Regions from separate parts of the Homo sapiens genome. Here all the other regions are linked to region 2. A link is a contact called in ENCODE Hi-C or POLR2A ChIA-PET data. All regions are on one chromosome and are shown on one strand. The core of a region is the stretch at or near the end of the contact, and the rest is flanking DNA. Distances in the headings are between cores, read along the strand shown.

Region 1 (3,561 bases), core at 1,028-3,527, 1.1 Mb after region 2:
TTTGCTAAATCTAACTGAAACTTACTGCTTTTCCATATGAGGTAACAAAAAGAGACCTGAAGAAATAAGCCATTGCCAATACTGTGCTAGGTGATTCAGCAGAAAATATCTGTGATTCGTTTGCTGCTAAGGAAGTTGTATCAGCCCCATTTTACAGATGAGGAAACTGAGGCTCTAAGAGGTAATAACTTGCCCCAAGCCATAGAACCAGGATTCAAGACCAGGTCTGTCTAGTTTCAAAGTTACCCTCTTTGCTGCCATGTCACTTCCCTGTCTGGACCCCACAGCATTTAGAGAAAATTGACAAACCCTGTAAACTGATTACAAGCGATCACATGACCACAGGGCATTGCCCGAGCCCCTCCGCTAGAGTGAAGTGGGTAGAGGTTGAGATCTGCAAGTACCTGGGACTCAATGGCAGACTTACACTCCAGCTGGATGACTGCGCTAAGATAAATATGAGAGATTCTGTGAATACCAGATACCTCAACTGTAGCCAATAACTTTGTTTTCTATTGAAAATATTTCAGATCCCAACAGACAAGTGGCTGGTTAAAAAAACAAACAAACAAATTCAATTTCTACTAAAGGTTTATCTCAAAGGAATTCTAGTCGCGAATAAATATAAAATTACAACTATTTAAGAATTATGATATTATCTCAAGCCTGTTTCCCCTGCTCTCCCAGCTGCCCACATAATCAAAATCAAATTAGATTTCAAGACCTTCTATAGGCCTATACAGGCATATAAGATGGGCTCTGGGAGGAAAAAAAGGCATATTTTCTTTGCCAGAAAAGTATTTCTTGATATCTGAATCTATGTGGTCTTTAGAGAAGAGGAATTCAGATAATAAGAAATGCTTTCTTATTCAAATCTATGTGGTTCCAGGATTTCAGATATAAATAAGGGTTCATATAATGAGGTTACCAGCCTCATCACAAAACAATTTATCTGAATCTATTCAATTCCTAAGTTCGGACACTGTAAAATACTTGTATATAATGATTTCTCCCTTAAAAAATAAAAACAAATACATCACCCTAAAAAAAAAGTTTCAGATGATGAGAGACAATGATTTTAAAATTATTCTTCTGAGTGTGAATTCTTGTTCAATTCAATCCAGAGTAAGGGGTCTTGGCAAGCAGAACCCAAATGTACCCAATTTTTTTTTTGCAAACAAAAATCTTAAGAGGCAAATGGAAAAATGCTGATTTCTAAATGCTTGAAAGAAGGATTATCAGTTATAAGAAATTTAGAGAAAGTCTTCGAAATGGGAATATGGACTGGAAACGTATACATACATAGATAAAGCAAATATGCCAAAATGTGAATAACAATTGAATCTAGATGGTAGATTTATTATTTGTTGTAATGTGCTTCCAAATTTTCTTTGCTTCGTAAGTCTTCTCTTAAAACATTATTTTAAAAAATTAAAGAGAAGGGCCAAGAGTCAAGTAACTTTAAGAGAAAAATTCCCCAAACTTTTCCTGGGCTTCTAATTGTTGAGTTAAAACCTCTTGTTTTCTTTCCTTCTTTCTTCTTCTCCTGCACAGCCCAGACTTTAGTACATGAAGCAAGGAGGTGCTTCCATTGCATAAGTAGGGAACAGCACCAACACTTAAATCTAAATTGTCAATTGCCAAGTGGACAGCGAGGGCCATCTGCTGTCTAGAGCTCCCTGGGATCACTGGATGTCATGGGATGGAAGAAAGAACAGGAGCACAACACCAAGATGTTCTGCTCAGCTTCCTTGGGAACCCCCAAGCCAGACCACAGAGATGGCATAGGTGAGTGAACCTTAAGCTGGGAGCCAATGCAGAGCCTGCAGAACAAACTCACCCACCATCAGGGGAATCTCAGGATTAACCTGGCCAAAAAAATGCCAAAACCACTGGGGAATTATTTTAAAAAACACTCCCACTCACCCCAGATCTGTTCAAGCACAGAATAATGAAAAGGTTTTGTTTCAACTGCAACCTTACTTAAGGCCTATGAAGTTAGACTAGGTTAGCTGGTCACGGTGGGTTTCTCGCTTAAATACCCCAAACTCAAATCAAGGTAGTTGGCTATAATTTTCTGTATATACCTCGTCTTAGAATTCTCATCATTTCTAAGAGTTAATTTCAAAATTGAGCCCCAAAGTCTATAAATCCACCCCCATTTAAGTCAAAGTGTCAATAGCCAATCCTTGCCCTAAGCAAGAGAGCTGTGCCTTTCCTGTATGTACAGGAGAAAAGCCACAACAAATAGTGCTGCACAAAGCTGCCAAAGCTGGTAAGAACCAGCTGGCTCCGGAGGGAGGGAAAAGGGGGGGCAGCCCCGCCCCGCTACCGGCACGGGTGTCTGCAGGCTGTCCAGGCTGCTGACATCAACGGTAGTGGTGTTGCAGCCCTGAGCTGACTCACTGATTAGCTTTCTCAAAAAGAGGAAGTGAGGACAGTGAATAAGTGGGTTCTCTTGGTTCAGAGCTGGAGCCCACTCACGTTTGAAAATATTGCCAAGACTTTTAAGAGCTCAGCACCATCGGAACATGAGGAGATCATGCTCCATTGGAAATTCCTTAGGTTTCCCTAAACTTCTATTGGAAAATCTTTCCCACAAAAAAGCCTTTCGATAATTCTATCCATGAGAAAAAGTTTCGCAAACCTTTTTAAAGCTTGCCATAAGACACTGTGGAGGATGGAAAGTAATTTCGTAGGAAACTCAAGACCTTGAAGTAAGAAGGCTTAAGTTCATCTTTATGACTCGGGCTTTTTGAACTCATCAAATCTGATTAAATTAGCATTGCATAATAAGTCCATTAATTAGATTCATGCCATTAGAATTACAATGCATATGGTCTACAAGTCTAAGTTAACCTTTGACCTTAACCTCTGACTTCCAAGTCTCGGCAACTCAGTTTCCCTCCGTGGTGGTAACTACTGTTACCAAGTCACAATATACTCTTCCAGAGATAGAGACAGTCTATACTTATACCAATAAATAAGTATATATGTTCTCCACCCCCCTTATTTTTTAAAACAATTTTTAACATCTATGTATATACTGTGTGTGTGTGTATATATATGTATATATTTTTGCAATATGGTGGCACAATGTACATACTGTTGTTTTTTTGGTTTTGTTTTTTTCGTGTCTCCCAGGCTGGAGTGCAGTGGTGCAATCTCGGCTCACTGCAGCCTCCATATCCTGTATTCAATTGATTTTCGTGCCTTAGCCTCCTGACTAGCTGGGATTACAGGCATGCACCACCAGGCCCAGATGATTTTTGTAGTTTTAGTAGAGATGGGGTTTCACCATGTTGGCCAGGCTGTTCTCAAACTCCTAACTTCAAGTGATCTGCCCACCTTGGCCTCCCAAAGTGCTGAGATTATAGGTGTGAGCCACTGTGCCCCATCCTACATACTATTCTTCACCTGGCCTTTTTTCGTTTAACCCTTCTTGAGGTTAGCACATGAAGAGCTGACTCACTTCTTCTGACAAGTGCATGCTGTTCCATTGTACAGATGTTCAATAACTTAGATAACCAGTCCTCTAGTGAAGGGCATTTGTAGATCTCC
Region 2 (3,288 bases), core at 603-3,102:
AGTTTAGGGCCAAAGGTCCTTATGTGTCATTTTGTCCCTCTGTTCCTGACCACTTTATCTTACAGAGCAAGAGCCCAGGTGGCATGAGACTCCCTAATTTAACCCAGCCACACAGGCAGTAGCAGTGGATAAAGAGAGTCCTCTCCTGATGCCCATCCAGCTGCTATCTTCACCACACATCTGACCTAGATGGCATTCAGTTTTGTCCACCCTTTAAGCATACATATGCACCTACTGAATGAACAAACAGGATATGCACAATACCCCCAAATGCCACAAAATTTAAGTTCTGCTAATCTTAAATGTTATGTCATTGGACATTACCTAAATTCCCCCAAAACTTGGCCTTACCCTGACTATTGTTCAAATTGGGGTACTTTTTTGGTCATAATGATAATAATCCCCAAAACAACATGTGTCAGATACTGTGCTGAATACTCTACTCGCTTTCCTCATTCATTTGATAGTAAGAGGTTGGTATTGTAACAAGACGCGTTTTGCAGATGAGGAAATGAAAGCTCAAATAGGTTGAGACACTGGCCCATGATTGCTCTGCTGGTGAGTGACAGAGTGAGTATTCAAACCAGGTTCTAGGGTCTGCAGGTTCTAGGGATTCAGCTACAGACCCACTACCATCCCCTCCAGCTCTGAAAGCCCATGGATCTAAGATGCCCATATTCACCAATGCACAGGCCAACCTGAGACTTAAAACTGGAATTAATTTATCAAGGCACAAACTAATAATCAACGGAATACATCTATTGCCAAATCATCTCCATGGCTGCTTCCAGATTGTTGGTAATAGCTATACTGTAAGGTTCAGACCAAGGGGACCAACGTCAGAATTTGTTATCTAAGGTCCAGTACTGCAGTTTACTAATCCAGGTACTGGATTTACAGCTATTAAATACTTAACACTTGAGGATATCACATGTGATTAATATTCTTAATTTATTTGTACTTTTTATTTGAGCTGGAGATACAGTAGTGAACAAGAAAGAAAATACCTTCTGGAGCCTGCATTTTAACAAGCGGGACAATTAAATTCAATAGTGATTTAGCAAGTACTTCTATACCAAGTTCTGTTTGGCACTACAGATAAAAAGAAAAAAGATGCTATCCTCTCACTGCCAAGTGTGCCTGGACAACCCAACTGTTAGCGAATAATTCTACTTCTGTTTGGTAACTGCTCTTTATGTTGGAAAGTTTAGTTACATTATTCTATTAAATAACCTTCCAATTAAAAGCAGGAGCACAATCCCACATACGCGTCTGTCAAAGTAAGCACCCATTTCTCAGCTGTAACTCATTACTGGTTCCCTGCCGCAGGCACTGTGCTGCTTTTAACCTTACTTGTAAACTATTACCTAACTTCCCCGGTAAAGGTGCTCGCTTATCCAGTAAGACGGACAGACGTCTATGGTAGATCCACGTTTCATTTATCCCAACTCACTGGAACTGGCTGAAGCTTCTCCAGACTTGTGCCGGACCTTGGTGCAGCCAAAGTTGCTTTCTCCGCGGCCACCTAAGCTGCCAGGTGCACATTAACTAAGTGGCAGAAGGCCATCGGCTTGGCAATTGCCTGAGGCCTTTCCGGGACTCGCTGGTTTTTAGGTTCCATGAAGGGCATCCAGATCTAGGATGATACGAAAAGTGCGTGGTGGGAGAGTGGAATCAACCTCTACTCTTAGGTCCGATACAACCCCTCCAAGCACCTGTCTAACCAATCGGAAAGAAAGTTACATTCAACGCTGGTTCTAGCATCCAATCCAAGGACGTGTTTCAGACTCTGCTGCCCGGTCCCAGCCAGCCCTGAGCTGGCGCCTTAGACGCTCGCCTGGCAGCTGCGCACACTCGGAGCGCCCCGAGCGGCGCAGATAGGGACGTTGGGGCTGTGCCCCGCGGCGCGGCGCCTGCCACTGCGCAGGCGCCTCAGGAAGAGCTCGGCATCGCCCCTCTTCCTCCAGGTCCCCCTTCCCCGCAACTTCCCACGAGTGCCAGGTGCCGCGAGCGCCGAGTTCCGCGCATTGGAAAGAAGCGACCGCGGCGGCTGGTGAGTACGCGCCTCGCGCGCTCGGCGTTCTGGGGGGCAATGTCACCCCCTCTCCAGTCCCCTAGGGGCTTTGAAAATAGAGATGGTGAGACCAGACCCTATGACCCACTCTCCCCCACTACACGCACATCCCCTGGGGCGCGGCGGGGACGTCCACGAAGGGACTCAAAGAGCCAGGGAGGTGGCGGGCCGAGGCGGAGGCCAGGAAGGGAAGAGGAAAGAAAAATTAGCAGGTGCTGGGGAAGGCAACCTGTGGTGTTAAGTGTGAAGGGAGGGAAGTCAGCCGAACGGTAGTGGAGGAACCTAAGGTGGGTCTGGGGTAAAATTGAGGGGAGCTGGGGCGGGGTCGCCAGGCTTTTGGTTTTAAAGGAGAACCACCCATGGCATCGACATCCGTCTGTCTGAATATTAGATTAGAGTTTATGTTAATTATAGATAATGATATTTAAGAACTAATTTCCTGGAAAACAAGCCAACCAAACAATAAAAGGTACATTTAAGTGCCTTTTTAAAGGGCTGGATTAAAAGCACGTAAGGACTTAAAAACAATGCTTCCTTTTCTTGTCACAACCACCCTATGAGATCATAGCATTCCCATTTTACAGATGACGAAAGTCAGGCTCAGAGAAGTGAAGGGACGCGTCCAACCAAGATTGTACAACTAGTGACAGGCAGATTCAGGTTTACACCAGATCTGACTCCAGAAGGGCTTTGCTTAATCAGGCAATCTTGTGGACCCAAGTCTGAAGGAAGATTTGCCAACTACTGTGAAATATCAACTGCTGGTTTCAGTATTATGAGCTTCTATTTCTTCTTTTTTCCCCTCAGAGATTGTTTCAATCTGTTTTAAGGAAATTAAGAGGCCTGCTGCACTTGTGCGTCTTCCCCCCACCTCCACTTAAATTAGTTACAGGATATAATTTGGAAGACATTTTTTTTTATGGTCTCAGGTCTTAGATTTATTTATTTATTAATTATTATTATTATACCTTAAGTTTTAGGGTACATGTGCACAATGTGCAGGTTAGTTACATATGTATATATGTGCCATGCTGGTGCGCTGCACCCACTAACCCATCATCTAGCATTAGGTATATCTCCCAATGCCATCCCTCCCCCTTCCCCCCACCCCACAACAGTCCCCAGAGTGTGATGTTCCCCTTCCTGTGTCCATGTGTTCTCATTGTTCAATTCCCACCTATGAGTGAGAATATGCAGTGTTTGGTTTTTTGTTC
Region 3 (3,465 bases), core at 183-2,682, 1.7 Mb before region 2:
AAACACTTGAGATGATGGATACCCCATTTACCCTGATGTGATTATTATGTGTTGTATGCCAGTATCAAAATATCTCATGTACCCCATAAATATGTGTGTACTATGTACCCACAAAAATTAAATATAACAAATTAAAAAAAAACCGCCCCATTACAGGAGAGGTCCAAATGAAAACATTTTGTTTGAGTTTAACTGGCCACAGGTCCAATGGTTTCTTATACACCACACAGTGGGTAAACAGCTCAAGGGCGGGCTGCCCGCCAGCATAAACCTTTGAGTGGCAAACACTACCAGGGTGGCCATGGAAAATGCCCTCTTGCTGACCATAATTGCACAGAATGTGTGTAAATAAAAGCTAAAAGGAAAAAGAAAATTCTGTAGCTCTTCCAGAAGAGGCAAACGGAGAAATGAAGAAATATAAAGAGATAGGCACTATATAAATACTAAGTACTATAAATAGGGCATTTCCCAACCCACTAAATATTTTGATATTTTCCAGGGATGGAGCCAGAGATGTTCTGGAAGGATGAAGGAGACTGCATGAGTAATTGGGGTGGGGTAGCAGAGAGTTTGCCAATCCCTACCTCACTGGGTTTTAGTTATGTTTCAGTTAATCTGCCTCCTCATTTACGAGGCGGGTATTGTTAGCTCCACTTTTCAGATGAGGATACTGAGATTCAGTAAGGTTATTACCCAAACTTATGAGAAAGCCAAGATTTCACAATATTTCAACCCAACTCGACTTTGTCTAATACCAGTGCGTACCAATGGCATTATTAATCCAGACTGGGCGATGAATTAAAAACTCTGACGTGACGTTTCTGCAGGTTTCTGGAAGAAGCCTGGATCACCTGGGGACGGGGTGAAGTTGGCGTTGCCCTCCTTGCAGTAATAGCTGCTATTGTTTTGCAGCAGTTATTATGGATCAGATACTGTGCTGGGTCTATGATCTCATTTAGCCCTTACGACAATCCTGTGAGGTTGGCATTACTATGATCTCTATTTTACAGGTTAGGAAACTGAGCCTTAAATAAACTACTGGATTTTCCTGAGTATTCTGTGAATAAATTCCTATTACTGAAATACTTGAAAGGGCTAGATTAATAAATTAACAAAGCCTTCTTCGGAGCAACTGTGCTGAAATTCCGTACGCGTGACGTTCCCACCCTCTGCCACTCGGTGACGTCACGATCAATCCCACCACTAAGTTCCCAGCCAAGCGCTACCGCCGCTATCTCGCGAGAGCCGTAGTTTCTTCCATTCTGTTTTGGACATGCGCGGGGCGTAAGGCGCTTTGGCCAGAGTGGTTTGATGGTTTTGTGTTAGTCTTCCTGCAGCTGAGCTTCCACAAGACACTTTTTCCCTTTCAGCCACCCAATATCTCGCGAGACTTGCTATTCTGCGCCCCCTCCCACCTTGCGCTTGCGCAGATCTTCAAAGCAGAAGGTCGCGCTTGGAGGAAGTGGCGGCTTTGAGTCCGGTGGCCCAATCGCTGTTACTACTTCTCTGAAGCTCCTCTCGGCTGCTTGCCGAGACACCCTGCCGCCAAGATGCCTCGAATTATGATCAAGGGGGGCGTATGGAGGAATACCGAGGTAAGTCTCCTTTTCCCGCCGTCCGCTGCCCGCCGCTCCCTCTAGCAGCTTGTGCGCACGCGCGCGGAGGTCGGGGGGGCGACGAGGAGACCCTGTGGGGTCTGCGTGGAGGGCAGCCCGGGGGCTGACCCTTGGGGCCCTTTCCGTGTGTCTGGCCCCGTGTTGTGCGAGCGCCAGTAGGACAGGGACCGTGATGTCACCACCTGGCTACTCGGCTCCAAGCTCACTTGTTAGGCCCTGAGTGAACATTTGTTGACTTGAATACGCCCCCTCCCACCCCGCCCCCCCGCCCCCCCCGGCCCCGGGAAGAACTCAGAGTTCCAACTCAGCCAGAGTTGGTCCCCCGGGGCACCATCCACTCTTAGTCCAGGCACCACGACTCTGTCTCATACTCAGAAATAAAGAAGTTGCCGTGGCCACAACTTTGTGTCTCCATTGACTTCCTTGCAGAGGGGAAGCAGTTTGAGTGCCAGGTTCAGAGAGCCCGTTTATGCCCGCATCTCTCTGGTTATCTGTTATCAGGGCATAACCTGTCTGCCATCTCGACAGATCCCAAGGTCTGTCTCTTTCTGTCACTGCCTTTGCCTAGATAGAAGCCAGAAAGGAAAAACTGGCCTAGGATAGTCTCTGTTTCCAGAAACGTAGTGGATAGTGCCATTGGTGAGCCAAAGGGCAGTAGAGTGGGAGTGAAATAGAAATTAGATTTTAGTGCGTTTTGTGTTCAGAGTGTACCGAATTTATCAGTTTCTGGAGCACATCATGTCTTTTCATGCTCTGTGTCTTTTTTTCGTTACATTTTATGGCTTCTTTTTTTTTTTTTTTTTACATCTTTTGCCTTCCTAGCGCTTGACATCTTTCTGATCATCCTTCAAACCTAGTTCGGAAACACTTCTTGGAATCTCTGTAAGAATTAATTGCACCCCCGATATTCTCATGATACCTTTTTCTTCCGTTTGTTAAAACTTGCTTTGTCTTTTTGTAAGCATCACATCCTCTGTGTGGTACTCGGTAAGTTTCTTAACTTCTGAAAGCCTCAGTTTTCTACTTTTTCTAAATTGGGATAATAATACTTAACCTCTCTTGAGGATTACACGAGTTAATACGTTTGGAATATTTAGATCAGAGTAGGGCACATAGTAGCCTCTGAGTAAGAGCTAGTTGCTCTTTCACCTCACCAGACAGCATGGCGAGAGGACCAGGTCTTGGTATCCCTAGGACCTAGGACAGTAACCAACATGAAGTAGGTTGCTCGACAGGTATTTGCAGAATGAATCAAGTAGAGTAGGTATCTGCTGTATCTATTTAATTGAAAATGTGTTTAAGTGTAGTTGTACTGCAACCAAGTTACAAAAAAGACAATGAAAACTGCCTCAGCTTCCACCGAGGGAACCAGACTGTTTAAATTGGAGAAGAGATGACTTCTGAGGGAGAGACAGATATAAAATCAAGTAACAGTAGGATTCCTATGCAGTGGTCAAAGCTCTGCAGTCTTTTTAAAAAGTATCTTTGATCATGGGAGATGTAGAGGATGGAGTGGGGTATCTCAAGAGGCACGTACCTCAAATCCAATGTGGGAAAAAAAGCCTAGAAGTAAAATCGCCTAAGTGCATGCATCTATGGCTCCATTAACTTTCTTGTCTTTGGCTTGGCTTGCCAGGCTTCCTTGAGGTTGGTGCATTCCACATGGCAATGGGTGCCCTGGTGAAATGGTATCTAGAGATGGGGGGAAATTGGAAGGAGAGCTGACTAGTGGGGTTGGGGTAGAAATATGTAATTCTTAGGTTAGACCTGAGATGTGGATTCTTGGGTCATAGTTGGGGTTAAGGGGCTGGAGGGGAAATGCCATGTATAAACTTGAGACAGGAGGCTT

The links. Hi-C counts contacts between places; a loop is a spot of excess contacts on that map. ChIA-PET counts read pairs that join two places held with the same protein, here RNA polymerase II (POLR2A). Pooled maps may share reads with other maps.
Region 1: a loop to region 2 is called in a pooled map, with 5 times the contacts of the local background. The contact joins the enhancer-like site here to the promoter of ENPP4 in region 2. A Hi-C loop is called at or near these places in 4 of 37 single-sample maps with no recorded cell type and 5 of 50 pooled maps.
Region 3: a loop to region 2 is called in a map of CD8-positive, alpha-beta T cell, with 8 times the contacts of the local background. The contact joins the promoter of CDC5L here to the promoter of ENPP4 in region 2. A Hi-C loop is called at or near these places in 1 of 168 maps with a recorded cell type or tissue (CD8-positive, alpha-beta T cell) and 8 of 50 pooled maps. POLR2A ChIA-PET finds 5 or more read pairs at or near these places in 1 of 52 experiments (activated B cell).

What each region holds. Positions count from the first base shown.
Region 1 is chr6:47,240,319-47,243,879 of GRCh38, forward strand. All of the region lies in intron 4 of TNFRSF21 (TNF receptor superfamily member 21), which reads right to left. Among named protein-coding and RNA genes, the nearest start is that of TNFRSF21, 68 kb to the right of the region's middle. RefSeq lists enhancers at 2,143-2,272, 2,493-2,722. Within about 2 kb of position 2,278, at least 27 of the 41 ENCODE cell types and tissues checked have a DNase peak (open chromatin) inside an H3K27ac peak, as active enhancers do.
Region 2 is chr6:46,128,137-46,131,424 of GRCh38, forward strand. ENPP4 (ectonucleotide pyrophosphatase/phosphodiesterase 4) reads left to right here and starts at 1,853. Exons shown (of 4, transcript NM_014936.5): 1 at 1,853-2,053. It also overlaps a transcript of CLIC5 not described here.
Region 3 is chr6:44,386,274-44,389,738 of GRCh38, forward strand. CDC5L (cell division cycle 5 like) reads left to right here and starts at 1,433. Exons shown (of 16, transcript NM_001253.4): 1 at 1,433-1,595. The coding sequence starts at 1,551. LOC124901323 (a long non-coding RNA gene) reads right to left here and starts at 1,646. Exons shown (of 4, transcript XR_007059595.1): 1 at 766-1,646. RefSeq lists an enhancer at 1,315-1,514.